2 separate regions of the Mus musculus genome follow, and region 2 is linked to region 1. A link is a loop called in an ENCODE intact Hi-C map of the cell type or tissue named here. Cell type or tissue: left cerebral cortex. All regions are shown on one strand.

Region 1 (2,500 bases):
GCATCATCTTGGCAGAGCTTCCTAGAAAGAAGGACTGGGATGTCTGCTGTTCAAGCTTCTCTACCCAAGGCTTAATTCAAGGACCTTGGCTGCCACCACTGTGCAGGTAACTCAAGTGTCAGCTGCTGGGTCATCTGCCTAAAAACTTTCCACCAACAGCCTGCCCAATTGATTTTGTGTCTCTACAGATTCACACCACACCTCCTGCAATCCAGTCACCTCTCTCAGAGTAAGGCCATCTATATGGGTCACCTGAAAAAACAAACAAACAAACAAACAAACAAACAGGAGAAAGAATGATAGAATTATGGTCCCAGGGGGTTCCCAAGGTTTCAAACAAGCTGACTTAGAACTTGCTCACTAAGCAGGGACATCCTATTGGCAGACAAGAAGATGAGGATGTTGGTTCTGGAGGCTCGGCTCTTATCTTTTCTATAAAGCATCATGGTATCTGAGTTCCAAAAGAGTCCCTGAATCTCATAATGGTTTCACTCCTCTTGCTCAGGTTAAGTATACTTGGTTTCAGCTGCTTACCGTCAAAGAGCCTTGAAGGAGAGAAAACAAAACAAAACAAAACAAAACAAAACAAAACAAAACAAAACAAAAAGCCTACCATACCTGGAAGGGACAGGGTGGGGCCAGGCAGGCTCCATATTCTCATTTAAGAAGACATGCATATCACTGACAAAATTAACTTATTTCTCATCTGTAGCTAGGGGATCACAATAATCATCTTCCATCTTAGAGATTCATAGATAAGACTAATTTGTTAGAAAGTTATTATGGAATGAAGCTTACCCTTGTTAAGCTTCTTGACCAGTGGGCTGCATCAGGTCATCTAGACACCGTTGGCTTCCATGGGATCCCTGGCCAGCTAAAGAAGATGTGAGTACTACTCCTTTACACAGTTGAGAAAGAACAACTGCATTCAAACTTGCAACCTAAAATGAGCTACACCACTACTATCAGGAAACAGAAGGGGGCACCCTAAGAATGTGTAAACAGTAGTTAGCAGACACACTAGCAAACCTTTTAAAGGTCCTGTCATGAATGCTTTCTCTGTAGTACAGGAAAGGAAAATGTGGTTCATTTTAGAACTAAATTTATTCCAGGGAAGTCCATGACTCAGGGATAAAATTTAGAACTACCTAAGTCAACCTCTGAGAGCAAGAGAAAGACAAAGGAAAATGATTTCCACATCTGTGGCATACACTTAATCAGATTGTTAGGGTAACATACATAGGAACTGTCTGCATTTAATAACTTGGAGGTTAGAGGGAGATGGTAAAATTACTTCAAGGAGTAATTTATCCATGCCAAACATGGCTTTTTTGAAGACTGTTTACAAATGTGCACAAGCCTGAGAAACAGGTGTACAGGTTTCTCCAAGGTCATCAGCAAAGCTAGCCCCTAGCCTGGCATTTTAATTATTTCTTCAGATTGAAGCAAACTGTTTTCTCATCTATGAGAACTCTGAAGTAAACTGGTAGATCATCCAGAAAATCGTCATCAGATGAAACAATAAAAAGAAAGAGTTTGAAGAGATGAAGACAAGGAGAAAGAACAGTAAAAAATGGTTGAAAGGGGAATGTGGGGTGGGAGGAATGGGAGAGAAAAGCACAAGACAAGAGAGCTACAAGGGGAAGGTAGGGAAGGAAGAAGGAAGAGAGGAAGGAAGGGACAGAGAAAGAAAGAGAGAAAGGGAGAGAGGGAGAGAAAGAGAAGAAGGAAGAAGAAAAAAGGGAAAGGAAAAGATAAGATAAGACAAGACAAGAAAAGACTGTAAAACAAATCCCTCTGGGATTTCAGAAGGACCTTCATTGGTCTGAGTGACCAGGCTTTTCTATATGTTCCTTCATACACCTGGAGATCAAACCCAAATCCCAGGCCACACAGTAGAACTAGACGACTCAGGAGGACATTTAGGAGGAAGCCAAGGGTGACTCTTAGCAGAGCCATCGAAGCAGGAGTATTGACTTAGCAAGCAAAGAGTGGCCTTCTGTGAACGGCTTTGCTTTCACCAGCTGTTCCTCAGTTAATGAATATGGAATATTGACTCAGGGGTGTCCCCAAAGGTGGCCAGAAAGCAATCTCATTTCAGTCCTGTCAATAGCCCAGTGCCTAGAGGATGGTGCCTAGAGGGGGCACAGTTCACCCCCACTCTGCCTCTCTTCAGAGCCTTAGGCCAGTGTGTGTGTGTGTGTGTGTGTGTGTGTGTGTGTGTGTGTGTGTTTATGTTCACCAGATGGGAATGGCCTGTCATAAAGACATAGAGACACACCTGGTCACTGTTTTCTAAACACTGTTTAGGACAAGGAGAAATTGAGTCTTTAACTTTTTAAAGAAATTACTATGGTAAATAAATAAGCTTCTTTTAAATGAACTCTTAATAGTTTATTTTATACCATATATGTAGAAAATAATATTGCACATAAGTGCTCCACCCTACACACACTGGAGTAAAGCCAAAGGAAGCCTTTACATATCTGAATGTCTGTAT
Region 2 (2,500 bases), 370 kb after region 1:
GATGAAAGGAGTTGAAGATATGAAGATATCAGATATGAGATATCAGATATGGAGATGCAAAATTTGGAGTTTGCCCAGCTGCTTTTCCGTCTTGTTTGGTCCAGAATTTACTTACTAGGAAGTTTTGAATGATAGTGTATAGCCTATGATAATGGAAGCATGCTATCTGATTTCTGATTTTGATTTTTAGAGGATTACAGTTAAATGATTGGAAGACTCTTAGAAAAGACTTTGAACATTGTATTTTTAACATTATTGAGACTGCTATAGATTGTGGGACTTTTGAATTTGATCCAAATATATTTTTGCATTATGCTATAGCTAGCTATGTCCCACTATATGTTTGAACAATCCTATGGGAGCCAGGTGGTAGTTTGAATATGCTTGGCCCAGGGTGTGGCACTATTAAGAGGTATGGCCTTGTTGGAGTAGTTGTGGCCTTGTTGGAAGAAGTGTGTCACTGTGGGGTGGGCTTTGAGACCCTCCTCCTAGCTGCCCATGAGCTAGTTTCTTCTGTTTGCCTTAAGAACAAAATACAGAACTCTCAGCTCCTCTCTCACCATGCCTGCCTAGCTGGACACTGCCATGCTTCCTGCCATGATGATAATGATCTGAATCACAGAACTTGTAAGTCAGTCCCATTTCAGGGTTTTCCTTTGTATAAGTTGTCTTGGTCATGATATCTCTTCACAGCAGTAAAACCCTAACTAAGACACTATCTAAACTGTAGATTTCTATCTTTAATAAAAGGTGGATATTGCATTTCTACATTAAGGACTATTTGGAATAAATAACAATCCCCCAAAATCTGCAAAAGTATAAAACCAAGCAAAATCTTATTACATCATTTCATGAAGTGTAAATAGATATACAGACAGAATTCACATCACTGTCTTCACTGTGTAATAATTAAATGTACAAACTGTTACAGGGAACATATTTGATCAATTAATGATCTCTGTCTGGTCTTAGCACACTTTCCTCAAATTAGTTCCTTCTCCCTAAACAACCTCTTTATATGCTAAGCGCAGTCTCTCTGTATGGTCAAATGCATTATAATCCAGCTTTCTTTGTCCTCTTCACTCACCCATAGGGGAGCTCTACAAAGCTCTGTACTTTTCTTCCTGTGTCCTGTCATTACATCTCTCTGAGTCACCACTTCAACCTACAATATCCATTCCCCATGTTCCCTCTTGAAAGTTTCATTCTCTTATTTGATAATATAGTTCACTATATCCCAATTTGCTTTATTCATGAGAACCTTTTTCCATTTACAAACCTAGATTTGTTGACATTATGTTCGAAATAAACGTGCCGCACTTCTTTGTGTCTCCCAAAGGAGAATATACTCTTGTGAGAATCTTCTGAATGTTCCATGTCCAGAAGCACTTAGAGCAGTTCATTAACAAAAAAAAAAAAAAACAACCAAAAACCAAAAACCAAAAAACAAAAAAAAAACCAAAACAACAACAACAACAACAAAAAGCTTACTAACAGCTGTTGATCCACTGACTGGATTACCATAGTTTTCTGCTCCAGACAAACTGGTAAACATGTTTTATTTCCTCAGAAGAGTTTAATAGAACTGGTAGACTGTCAAAGTTTTCACACTGTTCAATTTTAAAATGTTAAATGAATTTTAAAAAGTGGGCCATTAAAAAATAAAGGCCATAAAAGCTTTATCTTTTATGTATGATAAAAACCAAATACTAGCAGTGAATATATTACTTAATTCAAAAAATGAAGAGAAATTTTTGGAGTGAAGTACAGATACATTTTGCTTTGAGTTCATTCACATATTTAATCAGGTTTACCAGAAAGCTTATAGTAAAACTCGTGGTAGATTGTAAAACACAGAACAACAGTTGTTATTTAAAATTTAAAGTCATGCTACTCATTTATAAAAAGCAGCTGATAAGGGAATTAGAAAATATGCGAGCATACAAGCTGAAGACTAGGTCTTTAACTGGTTTTCTGATGCATCTAAATTCTCTGGTTAGGTTCAGCACGCTGGCCAGCTCCCCCGTGCCTTCTGGTCCCTGTTGGCTTAAGAAAGGAAGGATTCCAGAATAAAGGCATCATCTGTATTAATAATGACATCATTTATATTAATAATGACAATTCCACAACTCAAAGTAAAGACAGTGTAACAGAGACAGTAAATTCGAAATTGCTGCTGCCGAGTTTGGGGGGTGTCTGATTTGGTGTGTGTGGTTCCTGTTCCTTCCCTCAGATCTTCATGGAGGAAGGAAGGGCTGAACAGCCAGAAACCTGGCAAGGTTCAGCAGAAAATACACGGACTTCTAGAGACTGAAAAAAGCTTCACTGACTTGGAGTTGGGGACGTTTGATTTCTACTTAAATAGCCGAACTTCATGATCCATACATTAATTCACTCTGATTTGATGCATTTGTATTTTACAGTGGTATTGATTGTTGGAATAGAGGTTTACACAGATGGAAAAAAAAAAAAAAACACACACTGCCTCCCCTTCCCACTG

The links. Hi-C counts contacts between places; a loop is a spot of excess contacts. Peaks named below come from ENCODE experiments on the same cell type or tissue, not always from the same donor. Only the 100,000 strongest peaks of a DNase experiment are listed, where the experiment ranks them.
Region 2: it touches region 1 in a loop (6-fold over the local background); 6 of 42 quality-filtered maps call a loop at or near these places.

The regions. Positions count from the first base shown.
Region 1 is chr14:13,197,173-13,199,672 of GRCm38, reverse strand. All of the region lies in intron 2 of Gm5087 (predicted gene 5087), which reads left to right. Among named protein-coding and RNA genes, the nearest start is that of Gm5087, 86 kb to the left of the region's middle. In left cerebral cortex, a CTCF peak has its summit at 977 (motif pointing right); a DNase peak (open chromatin) is centred at 992.
Region 2 is chr14:12,823,508-12,826,007 of GRCm38, reverse strand. No RefSeq gene overlaps it. Among named protein-coding and RNA genes, the nearest start is that of Cadps, 1.7 kb to the right of the region's middle. In left cerebral cortex, a CTCF peak has its summit at 1,063; a DNase peak (open chromatin) is centred at 2,245; H3K4me3 peaks cover 240 bases; H3K27ac peaks cover 373 bases.